Regions from separate parts of the Mus musculus genome. Here region 2 is linked to region 1. Evidence: chromatin loops called from intact Hi-C (ENCODE). Cell type or tissue: gastrocnemius. All regions are shown on one strand. Each heading gives the region's core, and the rest is flanking DNA. Links, peaks and the distances in the headings are about the cores only.

Evidence for each region. Hi-C counts contacts between places; a loop is a spot of excess contacts. Peaks named below come from ENCODE experiments on the same cell type or tissue, not always from the same donor. Only the 100,000 strongest peaks of a DNase experiment are listed, where the experiment ranks them.
Region 2: it touches region 1 in a loop (8-fold over the local background); 32 of 42 quality-filtered maps call a loop at or near these places.

What each region holds. Positions count from the first base shown.
Region 1 is chr11:80,279,987-80,295,245 of GRCm38, reverse strand. No RefSeq gene overlaps it. Among named protein-coding and RNA genes, the nearest start is that of Rhbdl3, 13 kb to the left of the region's middle. In gastrocnemius, for the core only: CTCF peaks have their summits at 4,027 (motif pointing right) and 7,903 (motif pointing left); DNase peaks (open chromatin) are centred at 4,009, 5,135, 5,334 and 7,895; H3K4me3 peaks cover 1,529 bases; H3K27ac peaks cover 1,141 bases.
Region 2 is chr11:80,344,996-80,360,254 of GRCm38, reverse strand. Rhbdl3 (rhomboid like 3) reads right to left here. Exons shown (of 9, transcript NM_139228.3): 8 at 13,369-13,429; 9 at 4,269-6,843. The coding sequence ends at 6,572. Among named protein-coding and RNA genes, the nearest start is that of 5730455P16Rik, 25 kb to the left of the region's middle. In gastrocnemius, for the core only: a CTCF peak has its summit at 5,251; DNase peaks (open chromatin) are centred at 5,158 and 8,249; H3K4me3 peaks cover 232 bases.

The DNA.
Region 1 (15,259 bases), core at 2,979-10,978:
TTGTCTTCCAGGAATCCCCGAGTCATGTTTGAAGTCTGCAAGCCCAAACAGCAGACCTAGCTCCAGGAGGAGGCGGTCACTTGGAATCCAACCTCCTCCATCCCCAGCTCCCGCATTCCTCCTCATTGCCCGCTGTCTGTGAGATCAAGCAGGACAAGGCTGCCAAGCGGAGTTTTTTTTTTTTTTTTTTTTTCCTTTCGTCTCTTCACCCCAGGGCCCTCACTTTTTTGAGCAACTTAAATCATTATTGAAAGATGTCTAGGTTCGCAGACACCAAAGCCTTTCATAGAGAGGTTTGGGCACCCAGTGGTTTAGTTCAAAAAGGCCCAGAGGAAACTGCCAGTCCCAAGATGGATCTAATCAGGCATTCAGAGCCCCTGCCAGCTTCTTTGCCTCAACTCACCTCCCTTCCCTGCCATCTCCTTGGGACTCGGCTGGTCCCCAGGTCCCACTTCTGGGCCTGGACGTCTGGTTGCACAGTGGTTAGGCAACACTGTTAGACGAAGGTCCTGCCACGCTGCCTGTCTCTCTGGTGGAAACCCTGTTCCTCAATCGTCCCATCAAGGCAGGCCAGGCCCTTCCTCACCCCTCTGAAGCGCTTCCTTCCTTCCTTCCTTCCTTTGACCTTGCATTTCACTAATCTAAGTTTTATCTTCCTGATACCAGCATGTGCATTCTTTGAAGAAAATTACGGCTTACTCAATTTTCATCCATCACAACACACGGGGCTACACACGGTAGAAGCCAAACAAATGTCTGCTTAATGAAAAACAGAGCTTGCCTCGCTTGATGTGACACAAAGTCTAATTACATAGTTATTACTCTCAGCCTCCAACAAAAGACAAGTTTTATGTTATGGAGAAAAGATGGCTCTGCATAATAATACTGATACACTCGCACACGTGCGCCTTGACTTCAACGTATTTCCTCATTTGTCATTTCAAGCCATCCTCAGAAAGGCCCAAAGAACAGATACAACGGCCTCTACTTGAGGGCACACTAAGATCCCTAGGCCTGGAGGAGGTTTGAATACCCAGTCAGCACATTCAATTGCTCGTCGTGAGAGATAAAGTATAGGGTTCAATGGCCGAGCTCTGTCCTAGCACGGAAGACTCAACTCTTAACACAACAACAAAAACAAGCAAACAACCTAATCAATAAACAAACAGTACAACCTTCTGTCCGTGATGACATGAATACCCTTGGCCTTAACCAGCTACAGGGCTCTTCCAGAGCAACCCAGCAAGGCCCAGAGTAACCCAATAGGGATGGAAGATCTAGGTGCAGGCTTGCAGAAGTCAGATACTTAGGGAGCTGCCCCAGCCTGTGGAGCAAATATCGGTCTACTTGTCTGCTTCTTGAAGGAAGAGAAAGGAAGAAAGGAAAAGGCTGTGGCATCTCACTACATAGTACAGACTGGCCTCAAACTCCACGCCCTCCTGCTTCAGCGTCCGTAATGATCGGGACTATCCGTGCAGACCACCCTACATCGGATTGTACTTTCTCACCATCTCTCGCAAAGTCTCTCTGTGTAGCCTAGGCTAGCCTTGACCTCATGCTCTTCTTGCCTCAGCCTCTGTTTGGTTTCTCTTAGATGCTCTGTGTGGAATGACCGGGGGGAGGGGGGGGAGGTTTGCCTTGATTTAGCATTCACTGCTCAAATCCAGTTACCAGTCGCCCAACAGACTCTAGACTCTGGAGTCCAGAGGGAAAGAACCGAGGAAACTTTGGAGGGCCAAGGACAGTTAGCTACAAGGTCTGCGGTCAATTTTTTTTTTTTTTTTTTTTTTTTTGAGACAGGGTTTCTCTGTGTAGCTCTGGCTGTCCTGGAACTCATTCTGTAGACCAGGCTGACCTCGAACTCAGAAATCTGTCTGCCTCTGCCTCCTGAGTGCTGGGATTAAAGGCGTGTGCCACCAAGCCCGGCCTGCGGTCAAGTTTTACATAAGAAAACATTGTTCATAAGGGCAAGGATGTGGTACTGTTTATAGTGCCCTGATTGGTTCCTGGCACATAGAAAGTCTACAAATGGCAACCCCAACGGTCTGGAGGCAGAATGATCCCCAACTCCATTGCTAGCTGGGGCTACAGAGTGAGCTCAAAGGCAGTTCTAAGTTATAGTGATATCCTGGACTAGGGGTGTAGCTCAGTGGTAGGGTGCTTGCCTAGCATGCACAAGGTCTTGAATTCGATTGCCAACAATAGCATCAACACACACACACACACACACACACACACACACACACACACACCTCTGTACAGTACATGCTCAGTGAAGTAGTCCATCTGTTTCCCATTTTCCAGACAAGTAGACCGATATTTGCTCCACAGGCCTTAGGGCAGCCTCTCAGAGTCAGTATGGATGGCCTAACAGGATTTCACCAGCCTCCTTTCAGGGAGAGTGCCAGTCCAGGTTTCTGTGAAGAGTGTCTCGGGGTGCACAAGGCAGGCTTTATGACCAGAAAGCAGCAGTGGCAGCTGAGGAAAAACAGCCTGAACCGTCATGTTCAGTCACATCGGAGCTAGCTAGCCCCGGGGAGGCTCTGCAGACGGCGGTGCAGTGCAGCAGCAGCTGCCTGAGATAGGCAGAGGCAGTGGGCATTAACTCTGCTTCCTTTGTCTCACGCACACAGCCCAAGTGAGGCTCTGGGGGAACTCCTCAGTGCCTGTTGTAAATACCATCTGTCACATTGCCTGTCTGGATGTGGTGGCCTTCCTCCCTGAAAGGAGAGTGTTCATTATTACTTATGCAGTATGCACCCTACTTGGTGTCACCAAGAGAGGGAAAGAAAAAGCCTAGAAGAGCCCAGGACTCTGGGGACCTGCCCCTTGGAGAGCAGCTGGTTGGGTTCACCACCTTCCAGGGATGGGATGTTAACTCTTAACTCCTGAGAGCATAGCAGTTGGGCCAGGATTTGGCCTCAGAGACCACGAGGCTTGTATCTTCAGCTCGGCTCTATCTTCAGCTTGCTCCATTACCTTGGACAATCTCCTCGTTCCCACCAGCCTCCATTTCCTCTGCAAAGGCGGAGGTTGGACTAGGGGAGCTATGGCCTGCCTCCCAGTTCTTGCTGTCTCTCTGACCCTCCCCTGTCTCCTTCTGGCCCAGAAGCCTAATCTTTACCCATCAGCCTTCTTTCCCAGGCAGAACAGAGAAGCTACAGCTCAGGATAGGATTCCTTAGTGTCTGATATCAGGAAAACAGGTCAGTAGAGCTGGGTTCTTGTTCAAGCTCTGTCATTATTGAGCCCCAGGACTCCTGGGAAGGCGAGGTTCCTTATCTCATCTTTTGTGGAACCAGAGAAAAGACCTGGAGAATTTTACCGAAGGTCAAAATTATTTTATCTACAAAGATAAAAGCCAAGCCAAAACACACATGTTAACCCCAGCACTTGGGAGGCAGACTTTTGTGTCTATATATTTAATTTAAATTTAATTATTTCGCCGGGCGGTGGTGGCTCACGCCTTTAATCCCAGCACTCGGGAGGCAGAGGCAGGCAGATTTCTGAGTTCGAGGCCAGCCTGGTCTACAGAGTGAGTTCCAGGACAGCCAGGGCTACACATAGAAACCCTGTCTCGAAAAAACAAAACAAATTTAATTATTTCACATATATGGGTGTTTTGCCTGAATCTCTATATATGCTTGCAGTGCCTTTGGAGATCAAAAGAGGGCACTGGATCCCCTGGAACTGCAGTTACAGATAGTTGCTAGGTACCATATGGTTGCTGGAAATTGAACTCAGGTCTTCTGGAAGAGCAGCCAGTGCTTTCAACTGCTGAGCTATTACTCTAAGCCTTATTTTTTGAGACATGGTCTCACCATGTAAGTCTGACTAGCCTGGAACTGCCTAAAGCTGTAGACCAGGCTGGCCTTGAACTCACAGTCTACCTTTGCCTTCCAAGTGCTGCTATTAAAAGTATGTGTCACCTTGCCTAGTACTAAAATAGTTTAAAATATGTATCTTTATTTATGTGATTGTGGCTGTGCAAGTATATGCAAGATGTGTGTTGGTACCCACAGAAGCCACAAGAGGGCACTGGATTGCCTAGAGCTGTTGTTACAGGTGGTTGGGAGCTGTCCAACTCGAGCACTAGGAAACAATGTCAGGTCTCTGGAAAAGAGCAGCGACTGCTCTTAACCACTTCTCTGCAGCTCTGGGAGGCTGTATCTCTCAATCCTGTTACCTGCTCATGACTTTCTTTCTCCACCCCACCTCTAGGCTCACTGTGTAGTTGAGAATGACCTTGAACTTCTGACCCTCCTGGGATTGCTAACACGAGTCACATGGATGGTTTCTGTGGTGCTGGGGCTGGAGTTCTGCGCCTCGTGCATTTTGGATAGGCATCCCCATCCATGGCTTTCCTTCCAAAGCACCACTGACAAACTTCTTTCCTAGTGCTGCATCCAGACACCGAGGTTAGCGAGGCACCTACAAGTGGGTGGTTCTTGAGGTGTCCAAGACAGTAGGAACTGCATGTACTAAGATCAGAAAGTGGGACTTCATAAGAACTGTTCGGTGTCCTTAGGGTGGTCATGACACTCTGGGAGTCTAGGTTTTATCTCCCAATCCCTTTAGGATAATCCAGAGACCATAGGAGGTGTGGATGAGAAGAGCTATGGCTGATAATTCAGTGTGTCCATCCTGTCTGTGAAGGGCGCCACCAACTAAGGACTAAGGAACAAATCTATGCTTTCGTCTGTTCTCTGAATGCAATCAGTGAGACAGGCTGGAAGCAGGAAGCTTGCTCTGATGGTCCCTGATGACCTCCGCCTTTCCAGCCTTGTAAACCACCAAGCTAGGTCAGGAGAGGAAACTGGGTTTGTGTAAGACAGGACCCAGAGGCTGCAGTGGGCAGGTTCAGTTTCCTAGGCTTTCGCCCCTGTGCAGCAGGAAGCATGGAGCACGTGATCAGCCCTACAGCTGTGGCAGCCGGCTGTGCCTCCTCAGGGAGCTGTCCAAGTCCTCTGCAGAGCTGGAGTTAACCTGTCCCTTCTCCATAAAGGACGTCCTACAGTGAGAACGCATGTGCTTTGCCCAGCTTCTCCATCTGGTTGCTATCGCTCTGTTCTGTCTGGATCTCCTCTACCGGCTCTGCACACTCCAAAACCGCACCGAGAACAGTAGAGGAGGGAGGTGCTCGCTTCCGAGAGCTCATTAGCCGTGAGCAGCTCCGTAGGCAGTGAGCTATGGGGTTAACCAGGCTAGGGGAAGCCTAGGAAGCTCCGGAAAACATTCAACTGGCTTTGGTTTGCTGCAGCAATTTATATCCAAGAAGGGGGCGGGGGCACAAGTCCGGGAATTACCAGGAACACTGGAGGAATGAAGGATGGAGCACGTTTGCCAGATGGTTCTTGGAGCACAATGGTATTTGCAGAGGGACGGTCTGCAGTGGGCGCTCCCTTCACCGGAGAGCAAAGGCGTCTGCTGAAGGCTCATTCATTATCCCAGGGTTGTTAGCGAGAGGTTGGTGGCTTGGAACACACCCACGCTTGTCCTTGCTTCCCCAAACCTCAATGCTGTGACTGCCTAAAGCTGAGAATTTCAGGACTAGGTTTCTCTGAATGCCTCCTGGTTCTGCTGCTTTTGACGCCCGCCACCTGTATCTTTTTCCTCAACTTAAACCAGTAAATCCATGCTCCCTACCGCCAGCAGGCATCCTCTCCTTAATGTAATGGAGGAGGTTCAGGGGACCAGCACAGCTGGGACTCTGATGACCGATTTGGTTGTGTCATGGGGGCAAGAGACAGTAAGGGTGAGGCTGGGAGTGTGTAAGTGGGTTTATAAATAAATATCTGGAAAGGTATTCAAATGTATTCACTGCACTAATGCAGGACATTCAAGAGTTCATTGCTAAACCGAGCGTGGTGGCAGACGCCTTTAATCCCAGCACTGGGGAGGCAGAGGCAGGCGGATTTCTGAGTTCGAGGCCAGCCTGGTCTACAAAGTGAGTCCCAGGACAGCCAGGACTACACAGAGAAACCCTGTCTTGAGAAACCAAAAAAAAAAAAAAAAAAAAGGATTTAAATAGAGACTTGGTGGGTCTTGGCTTTGCCACCTGCTTCCGGGGTATCGGGGGCATGATGCCAGTACCCCCAAAGGTCCTGGAGATGGGGAGGGGTGAGTAGCCGTCAGCACAAAGGAATCTCTGTGAGCAGAGCCCCAGTGATGATGTCATGCGTCTGAGGACGGTGCTTCCCTCAGCAGAAGCCATCGTCGTAGCTCCCAAGAGGGTTTTGGAGACCAACATATAAGCTGCCACTATGAGAACACTTCTTAGGACCCTATGATCAGATACCTGTTTACTATCACTTCTGTGTTGTAGTGCTATCAAAAGACCTCCTGAGTGTCAAGGTTTTATTACAACGGCCATTGTTTTCTACAGCCTGGAACCATGGCAGTCAGTGTGGCACGACAGGTTTGGTGGGGGAAAAAAAAATTATTCATCTAGATGTCCTCCCGTGACCTTCAGCTTATGCTCAATGAAACCATTTCCTTGGTTTTATTTATTTATTCAGCTTGGTGCTTTTTTTTGGGGGGGGGGGGGACAGAGTCTCTTCCTATGGCTATGGCTGACCTGGACCTAACTACCAGACCGGGCTGTCCCTGAACTTGCAGTGATCTTCCTACCCTGCCTTTCAAGTACAGGGACCACAAGTATACCTGGCAGGCCCCTTTCTTTTTAGTTTGTAGGGTTTTGTTGTGGTGGTGCTGAAGACCAAATGCAGGGTTAACCCTGGCAGGTGCCCTGCGCTGAGCTGCTTCCAGCCTCCAGTTTCTTTGGGACGTTTGTTTGTTTTTGCTTTTGTTTTTGTTTCAGGACAGGGTTTCTCAGTGTAGTTCTGGGTGTCCTGGTGTCCTGGAACTCAGTCTGGGGACCAGGCAGGTCGTGAATTCAGGTATTTGCCTGCCTCTGCCCAAGTGCTGGGACTGAAAGTATGCACCACCCCTACCTGGCTTTCTTCTTCAGGATTTAAATTGGGTTATTATCATCCATCTTGCTGGGTGCAGATAAAAATGAGAAAAAGGAGGGCTGGAGAGATGGCTCAGTGGTTAAGAGCACGGACTGCTCTTCCAGAGGTCCTGAGTGCAATTCTCAGCAACCACATGGTGGCTCACAACCATCTGTAATGGGATCTGATGCCCTCTTCTGGTGTGTCTGAAGAGAGTGACAGAGTACTCAAGTACACTAAATAAATAAATAAATCTGAATAATAAAATAAGAAAAGGGAGCTGGGTGATGGTGGTTCACACTTCTAATCTCAGCACTCAGGAGCCAAAGACAGACAGGTCTCTGAGTTCAAGGCCATCCTGATCTACAGAGTGAGTTCCACGGACAGCCAAGGACATACAGAGAGACCGTGCCTGAATTTAAAAAAAAAAAAAAAAAAAAAAAAAGCAACACCAATAAGAAAGGAGAAAAGGGAAAGAGGTATGTATGGCTCAGGCAGCTCTCAGTAAGCATCAGACTCCTCCTTCTCTGCAGCACATTCAACACATGGTGTCAAAAACAAAAAATAAAGTGCCTCAGACATGAACACACATTGGCATCTTACTTGGATACGTTCTCATTCCAAAAAAAGACCATATATGGCAGTTAGAAAATCTAACCAGGTAACCAAAATTTCAGTTTACAGCAGGAGGCAGCACCCCGTTGGAGGGCTAAAATAGATTCTACAAGATGACATAGCTGATGTTTTAAAAGGGAAATACGAAGAAACCATTTCCCAATACAGAGCCACAGGACATCGTGTTTGACCTTTTCTAGCTCCATCCTTGATACAGGAAGCAACCAATTGGTGCCTAATATCGAATATGCTCTAAATATTGCCTCCTGAGAAGCCTTGGAGTTGCAAAGCTGGCTAGTAGCCACGTGAAGTCCTGGAGCCACAGTGCCCTCTAGTGGAAAGAACAGCCCCTAGCACCCCTCAGGGCCAACAAGTTACCTGGGAGCTAGCCTGGGCAATTCCTTAATGCTGCTATACAGTGCAGTGTCTTAGTCAGGGTTTCTATTCCTGCACAAACATCATGACCAAGAAGCAAGTTGGGGAGGAAAGGATTCATTCAGCTAACATTTCCACATTGCCGTTCATCACCAAATGAAGTCAGGACTGAAACTCAAGCAGGTCAGAAAGCAGGAGCTGATTCAGAGGCCATGGAGGGGTGTTCTTTACTGGCTTGCTTCCCCTGGCTTGTTCAGCTTGTTTTCTTGTAGCACCTAGGACTTCCAGCCCAGGGATGGCACCACCCACAATGGGCCCTCCCTCCTTGATCACTAATTGAGAAAATGCCTTACAGCTGGATCTCATGGAGGCATTTTCTCAACTGAAGCTCCTTTCTCTGTGATAACTCCAGCCTGTGTCAAGTTGACACACAAACCAGCCAGTATGCAGGCACCGGGGCTTACTTCAGAGAGTAAAAATAAACACACTCTCTGATAAGTTCTTTTCTGAGTCTATTAATCAGGGACAGACATTTCAGTCACATTTGTTGTGTAAATTACACTAGGAGTTGCCAGGTAGTTGTGTGAGCACTTTTTGTCCTAGTACTGGGGAAGCTGGTGCAGGCACATCTCAGAGTTTAAGACCAAGCCTGGTCTATGTGGTGAGTTCCAGGGCAGCCAGGGCTACACAGAGAAACCCTGTCTCAAGAAACAGAAAACCGGGGGCTGGAGAGATGGCTCAGCAGTTAAGAGCACCGACTGTTCTTCCTTAGGTCCAGAGTTTGATACCCAGCAACCACATGGTGGCTCACAACCATCTGTAATGAGATTGGAAGCCCTCTTCTGGAGTGTCTGAAGACAGCTACAGTGTACTTACATATAATAAATAAATAAAATCTTAAAAAAGGAAAGAGAAGAAAAAAAAAAGAAAGAAACAGAAAACCAGGGGGCTGGAGAGATGTCTCAGTGGTTAAGGCACTGACTGCTCTTCCAAAGGTCCTGAGTTCAAATCCCTGCAACCACATGGTGGCTCACATGAGATCTGATGCCCTCTTCTGGTGTGTCTGAAGACATCTACAGTGTACTTATATATAATAAATAAATAAATCTTTTTTAAAAAGAAACAAACAACAATAAGAACAACAACAACAAAAAAAACCAAAACAAGTCATGCAGAGTCAAACAGAGGGTCTAGATAATGACTCCACAAAGAGAAATCAGACTTGTGTTGCTTTGGATTGAAGCTCATGACCTACGGAATGCTTCCTACAAAATTGCCTGGATCCAGATGGAACTATCAAATCACAAGAACTAAAGCAATAAAAGTTAAATAAATGTATAGGAGCTAGAAAGATGGCTCAGCGGTTAAGAGCACCTGCTACTCCTGTGGAGGACCTGGGTTCAGTTCCCAGCACCCGCTCATGACTCTCTGTAACTCCCAACCCAGGAATCTGATGCCCTCTTCTGGCCTCTGTGGTCCACATACATACAAGCAGGCAAACACTCATAGTCATAAAATATAAATAAGTATATTTTTTAAATGTACAGAGATATAGTAAATGACATCATAGGGATATAACATGGCTTCTACAGGACAAATGACCTGGTTCTTCAGCAATAAATCAAGCCATTCCATAAATTAATATGCTTAAACAGACCAAGGTAGGAATAAAAAGAAATCTTGCTTACACAACTGAAAGAATATGAATACCAATATTTGATCTTAAGAAACCGTTGATAGGAGCTGGAGAGATGGCTCAGATGTTAAGAGCACTGACTCCTCTTCCAGGGTCCTGAGTTCAATTCCCAGCAACCACATGGTGGCTCACAACCATGTAATGGGATCAGATGCCCTCTTCTGGTGTGTCTGAAGACAGCTACAGTATACTTATATACTCAAAATAGGTAAATAATTCTTTGGGCTATACAGAGAAACCCTGTCTCGAAAAACCAAAAAAAGAAAAAAGAAAAACCAACAGGCACTTGGATCGCTCCTGCAAAAGTCTGCACTTGCTGCTTGCAGGATCGAGCCGGTGCGGGGTCTTGGTAGCTCCAGGACGAGGTGTTGGAGATCTCTTTCCTCTGGCACACCAGAGATGTGTGGTCAAAGTGAACGGAATGGTTCTTTCTGCTTTAAAACTGCGCCGTCTGAAAGCACTTCTGTTCTTTTATTTACCCTGGATAACAGGGCAGGTGGACAGAGCTCTGACATCTGCTTTGACATCTCCTCAGTTCTGGGAGCCAGCCGCTCCTGTGTTCTCCGCATACTCCAAATCACCCTCTCTCCAGCAACAACTCCTGACCTATGACCCGACAGAATGTGCTGGCTGACAGAGCCTCGGCAAGTAGAGGTGGGCCAAGCTCCTGTCTCTCTGTAACCTCAGCCTCCCTTCTGGCCCTGGCTTACATAAAGCACAGCTGTATCAGCAGCCTGCCAGGTGCCAGCTCTCCTGGAAGATATTCGGCACTTTCCCTATCTGGCTAAAAATAAGCCCTGGGCTCTCCTGGGCATTTGCAGGTGGTATGCGCTCTGCTATGCTGGGCTTTTCTCAGGGTAGTGTGACTCAGAAATGTGGGACTGCTTATATCACGTCCTTAAGGGAAGTTCTGCTTGGTCCCTTGGGAAAGGCTCACAAGCGAAAGTCAACTCTGAGAAGAGCTTTTCTGCTGCCTCTAAAGACCAGTGAGGCGTCTGTAGACACAGGGCAGGGGGCTAAGCCCAGTTATGCTGCAAGGCTGGATCTATAGCAGGAGAATCAAACTCCTTCCGTTTCCGAATCATCGTGTTTGTAATGGGGGTGGGGGTGATATTAATTATGATGCCTGGTTACTATAATTAAATGACATGTGAGAACTTTAGAAATCACTTTTTATAAAATGTGCTAATTTCTTTTTTCTTTTTTTTAAGTCTGGGTCTACTTCAGTAACAATAGGCAAGAGCTTGCTATGTAGGCCAAGCAATCCTCCTGCTCCTGGCTTCTGAGTGTTTGACTTGTATGACTATAGGTGTATACCACCATGTCTGGCTATTTATTTTTCTATTTTTTAAATTAAGATTTATTTATCTTATATATGTGAGTACACTGTCACTGTCTTCAGACACACCAGAAGAGGGTATCAGATCTTGTTACAGATCTGATACTCTGGTGGTTGTGAGCCACCATGTGGTTGCTAGGAATCAAATTCCCAGGACCTCTGCCAGCTCCAGTCAACCCCGCTCACTCAGGTCAGCCTTGCTCATTCAGTCCCTGCTTGCTCCAGCCCAAAGATTTATTTATTATTATACATAAGTACACTGTAGCTGACCCCAGATGCACCAGAAGAGGGTGTCAGATCTCATTGTGAGCCAAGGTTGCTGGGACCAGAATCCATGGCCTTCGTAAGAGCAGTCAGTGCTCCCACCCACTCAGCCATCTCGCCAGCACCCAGCTTTGGCTTTTACAGAGAGAGTTTTGTTAGTGTGTGTGCCTGTGTGTGTGTGTGTGTGTGTGTGTGTGTGTGTGAAAGTACAGGATGGTCAGGGAAAGCTGTGCTGAGAGGCCTTACTGGCCATCAAACAGTGACTTTGTATCTAAGGAGAGAAGCCACTGAAAGATCAGTGCCTCTGCCTTGTCTATCTGTTGTTGCTTGTTTGTAACAGAGTATCATTATGGGGCTCAGAGATGTTAAAAAACAAACAAAACCCAAACTGAATTTTTGAACATGTAAGACACAATGTCTAAAAGGGAAAGATGCTGGAAACCATGGTGGGGTGGGGGTGTGGGAGAAAGTCAGTCAGCTCATGGACACAGTAACAGACACTATGTAAAATAAAAGAGAAAAAAATTAAAACTAATAAGAGTATCACTGAGCAGCCAGCAGTGGGACACAGAGCAGCTGTGTGTGGCCTGGGGAGGGGCAGCTGGAGTGATGGCTCAGTGCTTAGGAGGACCTACTGTTCTGGCAGATGACTCCAGCTCCGAGAGAGCCAGTGTCCTCTTCTGGACTCTGTGCCTGGCTCATACTCACACATAATTTAAGAAGATAAATGACTTGTTAGGGCTGGGACAGCTCAGCAGTTAGAGCCCTGTCGACTCTTCCAGAGGATCTGGGTTCTGTTCCCAGCACTCACACAGTGACTCACAACCATGTGTAACGCTAGTTCAAGGGGAGTTGATGCCCTCTTCTGACCTCCATGGTCACTGCACACAAATGGTGCACATACACAGATGCAGGCAAAATATTCATACACCTAAATGAAAAATACACCTAAAATATGTATAAATGTGGACTGGAGAGATGGCTCAGAGGTTAAGAGGTCCTGAGTTTGATTCCCAGCAATCACATGGTGGCTCATAACCATCAGTAATAAGATCTGGTGCCCTTTTCTGGTGTGTCTGAAGACAACTACAGTGTACTTATATACAATAAATAAATATTTCTTAAAAATGTATAAATGCAAGGCAGGTGAGGTAGCTCAGCCCGTATCTGTGCTCACCACCAAGTCTAATGATGACCGCGCTCAATCCCGAGAAACGGGTGTAATGCGGAGAAGCTGGGTGTGATCCCAAGAAGCTGGGTGCAATGCTGCACACCTGTAATCTCAGAGGTGGGGCAAGTAGATCTCTGTGAGGTTAAGACCAGCTAGGTCTAAATTCTAGGACAGCCATAGCTACATAGTGAGATCCTGTCTTGGAAAAAACAATATCAGCCAGATATTGGTGGTGCACACACACATTTATTTATTTATTTATTTATTTATTTATTTATTTATTTATTCAGACACTCCAGAAGAGGGCATCAGATCTCATTACAGATGGTTGTGAGCCACCATGTGGTTGCTGGGATTTGAACTCAGGACCTTTGGAAGAGCAGTCAGTGCTCTTACCAACTGAGCCATTTCACCAGCCCCCCCCACACACACACACACTTTTAATCCCAGCACTTGGGAGGCAGAGGCAGGTGGATTTCTGAGTTCGAGGCCAGCCTGGTCTACAGAGTGAGTTCCAGGACAAGCCAAGGATACACAAAGAAACCTTGTCTCGAAAAACCAAAATCAAACCAAAAAAATACCCTCCCTCCCAGAAAAACCCCACCTAACATAGATAAACAACATCTTTAAAAGTTGAAAAATAAAACCTTGCCCTGGATTTCTTAACTTACTTAGAAAAGACTAAATTTCAAAAGTGGAGGTGAGTGGGGTTATATAGGGTTATGCTTTTTGAGAGAGAGAGAGAGAGAGAGAGAGAGAGAGAGAGAGAGAGAGAGATCTGTGTGTGTGTATGTGTGTGTGTGTATGTGTTCAGAGAGAGAGAGACTGAGAGATTAGTGGTTAAGAGTCCTTGGAATTCTCTCAGATGACCTGGGCTCAGTTCCCAGCACTCACACCATGCCTTATAACCATCCTTAACTCCTAGCTCCCTGGGTGTAGGAAACACATGCTATACACAAATACATGCAAGCAAAGCACAATACACATGTGTGTGTGTGTGTGTGTGTGTGTGTGTGTGTGTGTGTGTGTGAGAGAGAGAGAGAGAGAGAGAGAGAGAGAAACATGAGGACTGAGTCACTGCATGTCCCTCAGCTCTCACTCCCCTCCCATATTCCAGCCCAGGCAAGGGGATCACACCAAATGTCCAATACCCAAAGATGCTATTCTTCTCTCTCTCGTTTTGTTTTGTTTTGCTTTGCTTTTTGAGACAGGGTTTCTCTGTATAGCCCTGGCAGTCCTGGAACTCACTTTGTAGACCAGGCTGGTCTCGAACTCAGAAATCCACCTGTCTCTGCCTTCCGAGTGCTGGGACTAAAGGCGTGCGCCACCACATCCGGCTTACTCTTCTCTTTTCGTTAAAGATTTATTTTCGGGCTGGTGAGATAGTTCAGCTGTTAAGAGCACTGACTGCTCTTGCAAAAGTACTGAGTTCAAATCCCAGCAATCACATGGTGGCTCACAGCCATCTGTAATGAGATCTGATGCCCTTTTCTGGAGTGTCCGAAGACAGCTACAGTGTACTCACATATAATAAATAAATACATCTTAATAAAATAAAAAAGATAAAAAAGATTTATTTATTTATTCATTGCCAGCAGCGGTGGTGCTCACCTTTAAGCCCAGCACTTGGGAGGCAGAGGCAGGCAGATTTCTGAGTTCGAGGCCAACCTGGTCCACAGAGTGAGTTCCAGGACAGCCAGGGCTACACAGAGAAACCCTGTCTCGAAAAACCAAAAAAAAAATTTTTTTTTCTTTATTGTATGTATGTGAGGACCTCTGAGAAGAGCAGTCAGTGCTCTTAACTACGAAGCCATCTCTCCAGCCCCGCTTTTTTGTTTTGTTTTTGAGACAGGGTTTCTCTGTGTATCTCTGGCTGTCCCGGGACTCAGAAATCCACCTGCCTCTGCCCCAAGTGCTGGGATTATTCTCACCAGACTTGGCCAGAACCTCAACTCTCTATTTTATTTTTTTAAAGATTTATTTATTTACTATATTATATGTAAGTACACTGTAGCTGCCTTCAGACACTCCAGAAGAGGAACTCAGATCTTGTTAGTTGTGAGCCATCATGTGGTTGCTAGGATTTGAACTCAGGATCTTTGGAAGAGCAGTCAGTGCTCTTAATCCACTAAGCCATCTCTCCAGCCCCAGAACCTCAACTCTTAAAACTCCACTCCTGATACAACTAAAGGATGACCTGCCTGCTTCGTGTTAGCAATGAGGATAATACATGGAAATAACCAGGAGATCCTGATGGCTTTGAAGGCATTTGACACATCTGCGTGCAGATTCCTGGCACCCCAGGAAAAAGCTGGGCACAGAAATGCACATCTGTAACTTCAGTGCTGGGGAGGAAGGTCAGGGGCAGAGACAGGTGGAACTCTGGCGCTCACTGGCTTAGGGAGCCAGTAAACTCCAGGCTTATCAAGGGACAGTGTCTGGTCAAGGAAGAGAGCCCACATGGCCCTCAGGCTTCCACACTCATGCATTAACATATACTCAAACACATACACATACCTATACTATATACACATCCATACATGCGCGCGCGCACACACACACAAACACACACACAACACACACGCACACATATACACACATGCACAACATACACACACATACACACACACATACACACACAACACACACACACATACACACACACACACAACACACACACAACACACACGCACACACATACACACACACAACATACACACACATACACACACACACATACACACACAACACATACACACACACACAAAATTCACAAGATTTTTTCTATTTTGATCTGTCAAGTTTCAGCACTTTGGGGGCTGATGGGGGGAGATCCTAAGTTCTAGG
Region 2 (15,259 bases), core at 4,940-12,939, 63 kb before region 1:
CCTGTTGGAATGCACACAGAAGAGGTAAACAGGTTTCTCACAATGGTTCATTTGTTGTGTAAAAAACAGTTTCACCTGTAGGACGCAGTAGCTCAGGTCCTTTCCTGTCTTGCTCATTGTTCAGAGTGATAGGACTCTAGGTGGTGGTGCAGGCCTTTAAATGGAGGCAGGCGGATCTCTGAGTCACAGGCCAGCCTGGTCTACAGAGTGAGTTCCAGGACAGCCAGGGCTACACAGAGAAACCCTGTCTCAAACAAACAAAGCAAAACAAAAGTGAGAGACAGGACTTGATGCTGGAAATTCTGGTGACAGGGAGTAGTGACAGGGCTGACAAGAGAAGTCTGAGCAAACATTTCAAAGTTACCAACTGTTCCTCATAGCCTTGGGCTGATGCAGTGAGACAGGCTCTTCATTGTGCATGTTCATGTGTGTGTTTGCACGGATATGTGGAGACCAGAGGACCTTGTATGTGTGGCCTGGGGCTTGCCAAGTAGACTAGGCTGGCCAAGTCCCAGGGATTTGCCTTCCCTATGCTGGAATGGCAAGTGTATACCACACGTGGGTATGAGGAACTTAACTCAAGGCCCAATGGCTGCACAGCCATGTTATTGAGCTCTCTCCCTAGCCAGAAACTGGCCCTTTGTTGACAGGGTCTCTATTATGGAGCTCTGGCAGTCCCGGAACTCCATCTGTAGGCCAGGCTAGCCTTAAACTCAGAGATCTGCCTGCCTCCGTTCCCAAGTGTTGAGACTAAAATCATGCAGCACCATGGCCAGCCAGGAATGGCTTCTCACACTCTATCATTGCATGGTTTAATGCCCTTGAAGTCCCATGCAACATTCAGGGGCCAAGAACAGGACCGGGGGTGTGGGGGTGTGTGCCTTAGGTATGGATCCAGCATACTAGTTACTATCAGCATGTGACTATGAGTCCTCCTCTGTTGTACAAATATGGGATTGTTCATAAGCATTTTACATAAAAATGTGAAATGAAAGCTATGAAAGTGGTGGTGCATGCCTTTAATCCCAGCACTTGGGAGGCTGAGGCAGGCAGGTTTCTGAGTTCGAGGCCAGCCTGGTCTACAGAGTGAGTTCCAGGACAGCTAGGGCTATACAGAGAAACCCTGTCTCAAAAAACCATAAATAAATAAATAAATGAAACAGCTATGAAAATGGCTGAGTATAGTGGCACACTCCTTTAGTCGAAGCACTCAGGAGTTAGAGGCAGGTGAATGTCTGTTTAAAATTAGCTAGGGAAGCCAGGGTTACATAGTGAGACCCTGTCTCAAAAAGCAAAACATTAGCTAGAAAAATACCTACCTCATTGTCTTAGGGTTTTACTGCTATGAACAGACACCATGACCAAGGCAACTCTTTTTTTTTTTTTTTTAAGATTTATTTCTTTATTATAAATAAGTACACTGTAGTTGTCTTCAGACACACCATAAGAGGGCATCAGATCTCATTACAGATGGTTGTGAGCCACCATGTGGTTGCTGGGATTTGAACTCAGGACCTTTGGAAGAACAGTCAGTTCTCCTAACCGCTGAGCCATCTCTCCAGCCCCCAAGGCAATGCTTATAAGGACAACATTTAATTGGGGCTGGCTTACAGGTTCAGAGGTTCAGTCTATTATCATCAAAGTGGGAGCATAGCAGCATCCAGGCAGCTAGGGTGAAGGTCTCCCCCTTACCCTCAGACAGGGTTTCTCTGTGTAGCCCTGGCTGTCCTGGAACTCACTCTATAGAGCAGGATGGCCTCAAACTCAGAAATCTGCCTGCCTCTGCCTCCCAAGTGTTGGGATTAAAGGGGTGCGCCACCACTGCCTGGCTAGGGTGAGGGTCTTAAAGCCCACACCCACAGTACATACCTACTCCAACAAGGCCACACCTCCTAATAGTGCCACTCTCTGGGCCGAGCATATTCAAACCATCATGTCTAGCATAAGTAGGAACTTAGTAAATTCTTTCTTTTTTTCCCCCCTTTCTTTCTTCCCCAAGGCAGGATTTCTCCGATTAGCCCTGGCTGTCCTGACTCAGAGATCTGCCTGTTCTCTGCCTCTGAGGCTGGAACTGAAGGTGTATGCTACCACGCTCAGTTTGTTTTCATTTCTTAAATTATCACTGGTAAACATCTTAGCAAGTTACTTGATGAATGAGAGTCTGACAGGAGGGAAGAGACAGGAAAGGAAAGGAAAGGAAAGGAAAGGAAAGGAAAGGAAAGGAAAGGAAAGGAAAGGAAAGGAAAGAGAAATGGGAGGATGTCAAAGGCAATGTAAGGAAGGAAGCAGCTTTTGGGTCTTCAAGGAGCTGCCTTGAAGCCACAGTTCAGGTACCTGGAGCCTGGGAGACTTCAGTGGAAAACCTCTGCAGGGGACTCAGCTCTGCGCATGGTACAAGTGGGCGATCAGTCAGCCTGAACCAACTGCACTCCTGATCTTAGTTCAGGGATGGCTCCTGCGGTGTTTTGAAACATTCTCCAATAATACACAGGAAATTGATGTGAAGGGAAGTAACCCCCACTCTGTACTTAACAGGGCAATTTAATCCTCCAGCACTCAATAGCAGTTAGCTGGAAAGATACACAGGCTGCTGCTGACCTGACACCGAGTTGGCTTCTCCAAGCCTCATCCATGCAAAGCCAGCTCAGCTGTTAAACTCCCAGAGTCCCAGGCTTCGCCTTGAGCATATATGGAGCTTCCATTCCCCCTCCTGGAGGTGAACTCGACCAGGCACCGTTCTCAAGATTACGATGTTGATGTTGATGGAACCTGGAAGCACTGGGCTTACTGAGGGAGAGAAAGAGGTCTCTAGGACATCTCAGAGATTTCTATCATAATACAATCATATTAACCACATATGTGTGGTTGAGATATATATATATATATATATATATATATATATATATGTATATATATATATATGATTAATATATGAACATATCTACATGTATTAATCATGTATAAAAGTATAATAAATAGAACTGGAGAGATGGCTCAGCAGTTAAGAGCACTGACTCCTCTTCCAGAGGTCCTGAATTCAATTCCCAGCAACCACATGGTGGCTTCCAACCATCTATAAAAGGGATCTGAAGCCCTCTTCTGGTGTGTCTGAAGACAGCTACAGTGCACTCATATAAATAAAATAAATCTTAAAAATGTATGGTATATATAATACATAATATATATTTTACATAATAAATAATATTATGTATAGTATATTAAGATATATACACATACCATATATACATGCACACATATATATACACACATGTATGTATATATGTGTATGTGTATATATATATATATATATATATATATATATACATATATATATATATATATATATTCCTGAGTAGATGTGTTGTTGACAAAGACAAGGCCATGTCAAAGACCCCAGTGTGTCATCCCCACAGGAGCAGCAATGCCTTCCCTGGAAGAGACTTGGAGAGATGGGAAAGGTTTCCTCTGGTCTGTGTGTGAATATAGATAGTGTGCAGAGAATGTCTACCGTAATTTTGCCCCTCCACATGTTTATGGCCTGAAGACTGCGTCCCTACAGAGACTGTGTCTACGAGGTTAGCTACACTTGCCTTCCTGTTCATCTGGATACCACAACCTGAGTTGCCTGTCCAACAGTATATATAAACACTTTGAGCTCGTGGGGCAGGGCTGGGGCTTCTCCATCCACATCCACTCAATCCCAGATTTTCCATTCTTGAATCCACGTATTTGTCATTTCTTCATTCTGTGGCCAACTGTCCATCCCTAGAGCGACTTGGAGGGAGGTACTTAGAACTAGATGAATGGAAGGGAAAAATAGGCCTGAGGGGACAGGGGGCTGAGACTCCTCTCTATCTGCTGGCACCCACCTCGAAAACTGTCCGGGAAGCGACCTATGTGGGTGTTTTCTTTTTTTCTTTTCTTTCTTTTTTTTTTTTTTTTAAGATTTATTTATTTATTATATGTAAGTACATTGTAGCTGTCTTCAGACACACTAGAAGAGGACATCAGATCACATTACAGATGGTTGTGAGGCACCATGTGGTTGCTGGGATTTGAACTCAGGAAGAGCAGTCGGTTCTCTTAACCGCTGAGCCATCTCTCCAGCCCAGTGGGTGTGTTTTCATGGAAAGAACCTTCAGTGTTCACCAACCACTCTGAGAAGGTTAAGGAAGACAGTGCCAACCACCAGTGCCAGAGCCACCCACCCACCACTGCCCGTTTTCACTCTCCCCACCCACCATGAACCAGACACAGGCAAAGCAGGTAGCATGGCAGCCCTTGAGGTCACTCCCTGAATAACCAACAGCTTAAAAAAATCTTTAATGGAATCTGTGCTCAAATAATATGTTACAACAAAAATATACAGAATGTACACAATACAAAAATATCTAGAAACCAACGTCGCGGCTAGTGTTTTGATTTTCACTTAGTCCTGGGAGGGCAGCTCACTGACGGGCACTGTTTTTAAGGCAGAGGAGAGTCAACGATTTGCAGCCAGCCCTGGGAAGCACACAGCACTGGGTAAACCTCATTATCTGCAAACTGAATTGGACACTAGAGGAAGATCTGGGTTCGGTGAGCGATGCCTCCACTAATGCTCTAGGCAAGAATGGTTCACATGGAAATGCAGAATTTAAAGAGCCCGGTTAGGGAGCTTCTCCTAATTAAAAAAAAAAAAATCAAGTGATGAATGGTATCATTAAAGAGAAATTCCTCTTTTTTTGAAAGCCCGTTTTCCCTTGTCTGGTTTCCATGAGTCTTCTCCCCTTTAAATGCAAGCTAGTCTACATAGCTGCTGTTTGGGGATTCCCCAGCCTTTGAGGCCAACCTACAGCCTCCAGCATGAGGAGTGACTCCCAGCCCTGATGGGTGGCCACATTGGAGAGAGGAAGGGCTGAGGGACTCAGGAGAATGGAGATGAGCTGGGAGGTATTGCTGGGATGGTGAGAGGACCAGGAGCAGTTCTCATCCTCCTGCCTCCCTCCAATCTCAGACCTGTGGTTCCTTATCCCAGGGGCTGAAAGTCCCTATAAAGGTCACCTGCCTCACAGCCTCCACTTAGGGTCCCCAGAAGCGTCTCGTGCCAGCCTGAGTAGACTGTCTCAGAGGAGCAGAGGCACTGGGCTCTGAGTCTACAGTTACCTTGCCAAACACCTGATGTGGCATCCCAGGCTGCTGGGGTATGGACAGCACAAGGCCACGCCCCCCAATCTCACTTCCCTGTAAGAGTACTTCCAAGTCCCTGTAGATGGAGCCATCTAACCCTCAGCTGCTCTCACTGGGGACATTCCCTCACCCAAGCTTCCCCAATTCTTCTCAGAGGCTACGTTTTCCACCAAAATATATTTTACTACAGCTTCTTGTCCCACTAATTCACATGGAGAGATGGCCACAGTATCACTGTCCTGGGCTTTCTTTCATCCCAAAGACTTCCTTCTACAGGCGGCAGTACAGACACAAAAGCTACCCCCAAGAGAACCAGAAGAATACAGCTGAGAGTTTTCTCTCAAATGTCTGGTAGTGCTTTGGTCTTCCCTCTAGCTCGACAGTTTTTCCACCAGTCAGTGGTGCTCAGCAGGTGTTTGGGAGGGCAAGATGGGAAAGGGGGTGCATGATGCTAAAGGCAAGGCCACTGAGCGAGCACTGGAGAGCACACTGCTGCTACCCATTCCAGAAATCCCCTGTAGATATCCTCTTGTGTACATTGTCTCCCACTTCTTCCCTCTGCAGCTTCTGACTTGCCTGACATTGCACACACACACACACACACACACACACACACACACACACACACAAAACCCTGTCTCCACACCCAAAGAGAGAGGCACAAAGTAGGGTCAGGGCAGTAGAAAGGAAAGAAGAGACCCCACAGTCCAGATAGGGCATGGATGCAGAGCGATGGTCTGGAATGCTGACTCGTGACTACAGGCAGGAAGAAGAAACCGTCCTGGAACTCTCTTGGGGGAACCTGGGATGAAGAAAGTCATTACCTCAGCACAGGGCCCTCCCCTAGGGCAAGAAAAAGGCCTGGAGCTTATAGCATCTCCCTGCCCAGCCCTAGGAGCAATGCCATAGCACCACTGACAGGACTGGAGCCTGGCTTGCTCTGGGCTCCCCCGGATCAAAGCCATCACATCCATTGCCAGAGCACCAGACCTTGAGCTGCAAAGAGAATGTGGCCTAGCCTACAGTCACCTCTGGGCCGTGGCAAGCCTGGCTGTGGCTATCCTCAGAACTTCTCTGTGTCTCTCCAGGTGGAGACTAGGGAAGAGGGCTATTTGCTCACTCTGTGGCAGTGAGAGGGAATGCATGGGACAAGCCCAAGCCACAGGGACAGCCACTCTTACCCTGCCTCAGACCTTACCCATGACTCCATATCATCAGACCAGCCTAGAAAGATGACAGCAGCCACATCCATCTCCCCACCATCCTTTCAAAGCAACACGCACCCCCCAGCTCCAACAGTCTCCGGTTCTCCCTGCTTTCACTGAATTGGAGATGAGAAGCAGATGCAGGTACTTTCTCGGGATGCTTCTGTTTCCCCGCCCTGCCTTGGACCTCTGGTCCCTTAGGGGGCGGGTGGCAGCTTCAAGTCCAGCAGTGTGTAGGCAAAGATGTTCCAGAAGACAGCAAACAGCACGAAGATGGTGTACATGGTCACAAAGATCCACCACAGCGACTGGTCCTGCAGCCTCTGCTCGTAATTTCTGAGAACCACCACGCCCAGGGTGATGCCCACGGCCACGCCACCCAAGTGTGCCACAAAGCTTGGGTGGGGGCACGGGGGATAAGCCGATGGGTGGAAACGGAGCCATACAGCCCTTCCGAACTCCATACTCACTGCAAAGGGAGGAGACAGAGACACATCATAGCATGGTCCCGGCAGGGGCTGGGGAGAGATCCGGCACACAGGTTGGCCACCCAGCGTCCATTAACTCATTCACTGTCATGAGGCCAAGGGCAGCAATCAGGGAGACAAAACTATCTCAAGAGTCTATGGGGCTTGGCGATAAATCATCAATTAATTACACTCACAAGGCCATTTCATTGAGAGTTTCAGGAATGAGGCAAAAAAAAAACAATAGAAAAATCCAAGCTGGGCACAAGGCAGGGCATCCCCAAGAGGGCCTCTTGAGGAAATGTCAGACAGGGCGTCTCAAGAGAAGATGTTTGGCCTGTCACCTGAATGTTGAGAGGAGTTCTGCTAGGAGACCCTAAGAAAGGCACAGCTCTGTCCGAAGGCCCTGGTATCTCTGTGGTCATGCTACATTGCCGGGACATTTTTTTTTCATCTGTCCACTGGTATAATGGCTCAGCATTGGTGAGCCTGGCTGCACAGGTAGAACATGGCCAACAACTTCTGTGTGCGCCGAACATGACACTCTGTAGATTGTTTCCACGTGTTACTTAGAAACCTCCAGAAAATCCTGAGAGCCAGTACCTTTGTGCTCAGGAGAAAGGGATGGAGAGGGAATGAGGATAAAGAAGGAAGAGCGCTAAGTCTAGGCTCCACTTTCACTACGGACCAGTGCTTCCCTTTGTGAACTTCAGGGCTGGGCAATAGTGCCATCCTGTGTCCCAGTACTCAAGTCATGGTAAAAGGACAGACTGCCTGCCTGCCTGCCTGGCTTCCTTCCTTCCTTCCTTCCTTCCTTCCTTCCTTCCTTCCTTCCTTCCTCTTTCCAACATGGGGCCTTACTATGGAGTTCTAGATATCTTAAAACTCAATGTAGTCAAGGCTGTCCTTGAATTCACAGAGATCTGTCTCCCCGGTCCTGGGATTAAAGACATGGACCATAAAGTCAGGCTGAGAGTACATTTTTTTTTTTTTTTTTTTTTTTGCTTTTTAAGTTTTCATCACGTGTGCGTTGTGTGTATGCGTGTGTAGTGTGTGTGTGTGTGTATGTGTGTGTGTTGCTAAGGTCAGAATAGCACATCATAACTCCTGGAGCTGGAGCTGGAATTACAGGTCTGTGGGAGCTGCCCAGTGTGGATTCTGAAACCTGAACTTCGGTGCTCTGGGAGAACAGCCAGCACTCTTAACCACTGAGCCATCTCTTTGGTCCCTGAGAGAGAAGGTATTATCCTTATTTTACAGACTGGCAAACCAAGGCAAGTCTGGCAGATTAAAAGACAGCCCTTTGACGGCAATGTTGTACCACTTCTTGTACCAGAGTGCCTCTTTCCACCTTAAACCATAGATTGCTAGGTGTCTTCAGAAAGAGCTGCAATTCCAAGGACAGCCAGCAGAGGGGGGAAAAGGAGCAGTGGGGCCTGGCTCAGCCATGCCAACCTGGTGGCATTTTCCTGCTGAGCTTATTCCTGGAGCCAGTTAAGAAAAACAGTGTGAAAGATGATGGATTCCACCCCTCCATCACTGTGTCAGCTTTTATCATTGGAAAAAAAGGTGTATGTATGTATGTATGTATTTGGGTACTTTGCATGTCTGTATATCTGCACACCAGAGGACATCAGACAGACAGGTGTGGGCTTATATGTGGGTGCTGGGAATTGAACTTGGGACGTTCTGGAAGAGCAGTGAGTGCTCTTAACCACTGAGCCATCTCTCCAGCCCCAGAAAAAGTTGGTTTTTTATTTTGTTTTTTTTTGTTTTTGTTTTTTTGTTTTTGTTTTTTTTTGTTTTTTTTTGTTTTGTTTTGTTTTTTTTTTTTTTTGAGACAGGGTTTCCCTGTATAGCCCTGGCTGTCCTGGAACTCACTCTGTAGACCAGGCTGGCCTCGAACTCAGAAATCTGCCTGCCTCTGCCTCCCAAGTGCTGGGATTAAAGGCGTGTGCCACCACTGCCTGGCTCAGGAGGTGTGGCCTTATTGGAAGAAGTGTGTCACTGTGTAGGCGGGCTTTGAGGGCACCTAATGTTCAAACTCCACCCAAGGAAGAAGAGACCCTCCTTCTGCCTGCCTTCAGAAGATAGTTTCCTTCTGATCAAGATGTAGAGCTCTCAGCTCCTCCAACACTACACCTGCCTGGATGCTGCCATGCTTCCTGCCATAATGATAATGGACTAAACCTCTGAAAGTGTAAGCCAGCCCAAATTAAATGTTGGCCTTTATAAGAGTTGCCTTGGTCATGGTGTCTCTACACAGCAATGAAACCCTAAGACAGATGCCAGAAGAGGGTGTCATATACCCTGGAAATGGAGTTACAGATAGTTGTGAGCTGTTGTGTGCGTGCTTGGAACTGAACCCAGGTCCTCTGCAAGAATAGCAAATGCTCTTAACCCTTGAGCCATCTCTCTAGCCCCTCTACCCCACCCCCTTTTTGTTTTTAAAAATGGGGTCTCTAATTGAACCTGAATCTTGCAGCTCACTGTTTAGAATAAGCTGGCTGGCCAGCCCCTATGCTAGGATTACAGGCAAGTATACTTACTATGCTTGGCTTTTCTTACATGGGTGGTAGGGATTTGAACTCAGATCCACCTACTTTCAAAGCAAGTGCTCTTAACCACCACGCCATCTCTCTAACCCCTCAATCCATTTTTTGACATCATAATGCAGCTATGTCTCTCTGTCATATCCTTCAGCCTCTCTCCTGTGGTAAGCCTTCCGTGGCCTCTCAGTGTATGTATCAGGATGGAGGTTTCTGCCTTTGCCTTTAAGATCACCATCACCTAACTCCTATGATCTCGTTGGCTTTATTTCTTCTCACAAGTACACACAGTCCCAAGCCCCAGTTTTTCCTGCCATGATCATTTGCCTACTAAGGCCTATTCTTGTGTCACCTCTGCCAGGCATACTGTCACCCTCCCCACCTTTTTAGACAGAGTTGTAATTTTGGTTTCTTAAACAACAAACAAACAAACAAACAAAACAAGAAAGGCCGGAGAGATGGTTCAGTGGTTAAAAAGCACTGGCTGTTCTTCCAGAGGACCCAGGTTTAATTCCCAGCACCTACATGGCAGCTCACCTCTGTCTGTAACTCCTGTTCCAGGGATCTAATGCCTCACACAGACACACAAGCAGGCAGAACACCAATGCACATACAATAAAAATAAACTACATATAAAACACACAATACTGATATTAGAAAGTGTTTCTGTTTTATTCTCAGGTGTAGGAATGGGGGTTGCTTTGGACTGTTCACAGCAGCTGACTATAATTTGCCTCACGCTCTAGCAGAGGTGTGGTTTTGACCGCTGCAGATAGTTTCTGCGGTTGTATGGCATTTGGAATTCTGGGAATGTTTCCGAGGGTATATAAATGATATATTCCTGATATAGCCCTGAGAGGAGGGTTGGTTGTGGTTTGTTGTAGTCATGCTCAAAGAAGAAACAAGACAAAATTAGATTCAAATTCAGGGTTCTCTCTCTCTCACTCTCTCTCTCTCTCTCTCTCTCTCTCCATCCATCTTTTTCTCCTATCTAGAGATAGGATGCAAAAGTATCTTTCATTCACCTGTCATCTCCAAGGCTACCTCCATCTGCTAATCTGGAAACTTTAGCCTCCACACAATCTTATCTAGGCTTAGAGTGTTTTCAGCCTCTGAGATTTACTGTCAAATAAACTTTCTTTCTACTTCTTTCTGAACTCTGGCCAGTTCAACTCAGCTGTCCTGGCTCAAACTCCTCTCCAAGCTGATTAATTGCTCTCTCTCTCTCTTTCTCTCTCTCTCTCTCTCTCTCTCTCTCTCTCTCTCGAGACAGACTCTTTGCTCTGCTCTAGCAATCTGTTCCTTTTTATTATTATTTATTTTATGCAGTACACTGTAGATGTACAGATGGTTGTGAGCCATCATGTGGTTGCTGGGAATTGAACTCAGGACCTCTGCTAATCTCTGGCCCAAAGATTTATTTATTATTATATGTAAGTACACTGTAGCTGTCTTCAGACACCCCAGAAGAGGGTATCAGATCTCATTACAGATGGTTGTGAGCCACCATGTGGTTGCTGAGATTTGAACTCAGGACCTTCAGAAGAGCAGTCAGGGCTTTTAACCACTAAGCCATCTCTCCAGCCCTCTAGCAATCTGCTCTTTTTTATTTTTTTAGGATTTATTTATTTTAAATTTAATTATATGAGTTCACTGTAGCTGTCTTCAGACACACTAGAAGAAGGAGTCAGATCCCATTACAGATGGTTGTGAGCCACCATGTGGTTGCTGGGAATTGAACTCAGGACCTCTGGAAAAAAGCAGCCAGTGCTCTTAACCGCTGAGCCATCTCTCCAGCCCTCTAGCAATCTGCTCTTTTTTATTTCTTTTAGGATTTATTTATTTTAAATTTAATTATATGAGTTCACTGTAGCTGTCTTCAGACACACTGGAAGAAGGCGTCAGATCCCATTACAGATGGTTGTGAGCCACCATGTGGTTGCTGGGAATTGAACTCAGGACCTCTGGAAAAAGCAGCCAGTGCTCTTAACCGCTGAGCCATCTCTCCAGCCCCTAGCAACCTGTTCTAATCTTCTGGCACCTTTTCATTCTCTAGCTCATTATGTCTTCACCTGTGTCTAGCTTGTTTCTCTGCAACCTGTCTCAGAACAGCTGTCCCTGGTTAAACTGTCTCCTCTCTCTTTTTCTCAGTGATGCTCTCCCTTAAGTAGCCTCTCTTTCTTCTCTTCTCAGGGGAGTTGGGCAGATCCTCTTCTGTCAAATCTTTCTCTGATTCATCACTTTGTCTGATGCTCAATTAGACATCGCTTTTAAACATAGGTGCTTCCTTCTACAAACTAACTTTACCTTCATTGTTTGGGATTAAAGGAGTATGCTAAAGGCTGAGCCACACCACTAGAAACAGGTTTTTCTAGTAAATAACACAATCTCTGGGTTCACAGTATGATCAAATATTCTGCAATATTTGATTAAAATAATTTATTTTGTTTAAAAAAACAATAGGGGACAGGAGGAAACCAGGGAGCGTGGGAAAAAGAACCCACAAAGTAGTAAAGACCAGCTCTACAGAGCCTCACTATATATGACTGACCTGGAATTGGTTATGTGGACCACAGTAGCCTTGTATTTACAGAGTTCCACTTCCCTTAGCCTATCATGTGCTGGGATTAAAGGTGTGAACCACAAAGCTTACATATCCTCTTACACTTGGTCAGTTGCTGAATACAGCTAGTCTTTATGTTTAGGCTTCTCAGCCAGTACAAATGACCTGTCCTGACTAAGGTCCCAGCACAAGCTGCACATAGGTGTCACTACGGTCTGTGACTCTACTAAAATGGAAAGCATTTCTTTTTGTTTTGTTTTTGGCAGAAGTGGGGGGGGGGGGCTGGAGAGCAGCCTGAAGATAATATTTTAGTAGTCCAAGTTGGCCTCAAAACTCAATCCTCTTGGAGCTGGAGAGATAGCTTAGCCGTTACAAGTATGCTGCTCTTGATGTTGTTGTTGTTTGGTTTTTGGTTTGGTTTGGATTTGGAGAGAAGGTTTCTCTCTGTAGCCCTAGCTATTCTGGAACTAGCTCTGTAGATCTGTCTGTCTGTCTCTGCCTCCCAGGGACTGGGGTTAAAGGCATGTCTATAAAAAAAGTTTAAGAAGTGAGGCTGTGAGAGACGGCTCAGTGGTGAAGAGTATCTGTTGCTATTGCAGAGGACCCAGGTTCAATTCCCAGCACCTACATGACGGCTCCTAACTTTCTATTACTCCAGTTCTAGGGGATTTGATGTCCTATTCTGACCTCCTTGGGCACAAGACATAGATGTGGTTCACAGACATACAGACAGACAACACATACATATACATGAAATAAAAACCATTTTTTAAAATTTAGGAAGGGTCTGGGTGATGTGGTTCAGTTGGTAGAGTGCTTGCCCAGGACACACAAATCCTAGCTCCATAGAAAAACCAGTGCGGTGACAGAAGCCTAAATCCCAGCATGTGAGAAGTGAAGAAAGACGGATCAAAAGTTCAAGGCCATCCTTGGCTATTTAGTGAGTTCAAGGCCAACATGGACTACATAAGGCCCTCTCTCAAAAAACAAAACAAAAAAAGGTTAAGAAGTATCAAGCAATATGAAGAGAAAGGTTTTCTCAGAACGTCCCTGCTGTGGCCACATTACTGATAGGCCTCACTTTACTACCGGCTCTTGAAGGGTAAGGACAGAGCCTGTACACACACATCCCCCTCACCCCTCCACACAGTCCCCCTCACCCCTCCACACACATCCCCCTCACTCCTCCACACAGTCCCCCTCACCCCTCCACACACATCCCCCTCACTCCTCCACACACATCCCCCTCACCCCTCCACACAGTCCCCCTCACCCCTCCACACACATCCCCCTCACTCCTCCACACAGTCCCCCTCACCCCTCCACACACATCCCCCTCACTCCTCCACACACATCCCCCTCTCCCCTCCACACACATCCCCCTCACCCGTCCCTGAAGGCTCAGCCATACTCACTACAGATCAAGGCCACAGCCATCCGCAGCAGCTTGAACTGGCACTTCATGCCTGACCAGTTCTAGAGGAAAGGGAGAGAGTTCTGTCAGTTTGGGATCAGACCCCACCCCTTAGGTAAGAGACTTGAAAAGACTTGAAAAGAAGCCACTCCAGGAAGTGCTGAGTGAGGGCTAGGGCTTAGGGATAGACCATTCCAGCATGGCTTTAAGATTTCCGACAATGGTGAGATTATCCCAGGTCTACACAGCATGTAGATCCACCTCCGACAGTGAACTCCTTGAGATCTGGACTCTTTGCTGTGGCCCCTGGGAGACAAGAAATGTGGAACAGGACACCTAGCAGGGTCAACCTGGAACCATCAGGGTAAGAATCATGCCCGTGAAGAATGAGTGAGGACCACAGGAGCCTCCAACCCTCCAACCCAGGAGGGGTCACGTTCACTGTGGTCGAGTCTCAAGCTGAGCCACGACAATGTGCAAACACTGCTTGTGTTCCAGACAAGTCCATCTCTAACATGCACAAACCTAAGGGCCTGCTGTGTGGATCATGGGTTTCTTGTCACTGAGGTACCAAATGAGGCTTCAGCACCTGAGGCGTGAGCTCGAGCAGAGGAGTGGCCAGATGGCCTTCAAACAGGCCTCTCTCTCCCCAGAAAATCTCAAAAAACCCTAAGCCTCCAGAGCAAATAAACAGAATACAATTATTCACCTTACAAAAGGATTTTTCTTTGTACAAAAGACTCCTCCGTGGGGTTCTTCTGAGGGGCTCCTCTGCGGAGCACTCAAAGCACAATTCCACTTACACAGACGCATGCACACACAGTGGAGGTGAGCCTGGGCTCTGCCTGGCTAAAGAGGAAACTAGGCATAGCCAGGGACTTTGGTTCCCTCCCATCCATTCAGTCTGCCCCATTGGCTGTCCCAGGCCCTGCTCCAGGACATTGTAAACTTCACAGGGGCCCCAAGTAGTAGGGAAGTGGAAGAAGCAAGCCTTGGAAAAACTGCAGAGAAAATTTCCTTTTTCTTAATCAGAACTTGCTGGAAGTATTCTGTCTTAATGCTGTGAACAAGCCATAACTTCTAAGAGTTTCAGTTTCTTTTTTTAAAAAGATTTATTTATTTCATGTATGTGGGTACACTGTCACTGTCTTCAGACACACCAGAAGAGGGCATTGGATCCCATTACAGATGGTTGTGAGCCACTGTGTAGTTGCTGGGACTTGAACTCGGGACCTCTGGGAGAGCAGCCGGCGCTCTTAACCGCTGAGCAATCTCACCAGCCCCTGAGTTTCATTTTCTTAAGATAAAGAAAGGGTTCCTAACCAAAAGAAGGAGGAGGAGGAGAGGAGGAGAGGAAGAAAGGAGGAGGAAGAGGAGGAGGAGGAGAAGGAAGAGGAGGGAAGGAAGGAAAGAAGGAAGGGAGGGAGGGAGGACAGAAAAGCAGAGGTAGAAAAGCAAGCTGTTAACCCCAGCACTCAGGAGGCAGAGGCAGGTGGATCTCCGAGTTCAAGGTCAGCCTGGTTTACAGAGTGAGTTCCAGGACAGGACAGGGGTACATAGAGAAGCCCTGTCTTGAAAAAACAAAACAAAACAAAACAAAAAATCAAATGCACAATTATAGTTATTTTTAAAAAATATATTACTTGGCTGGCTAGATGGCTTGCTGCCAAGTATAAGCTAAATCTGTTCCCCGGGACCTACAGAGGGAAGAGAAGTGATTCCTGCAAGCTGCCCCTTAACCGCTGCACATGCAGCATGGTACACACATTGCTCAGCCCCAGACACAGAAGTGAATAAGATAAAACATCTCTAAAGGATTTTAAAATGTACTGTCTAGTAAGTTATTTTGCTAATTGCTTTGTAAATAACAAGTGTTCTGTATTCAATAAACT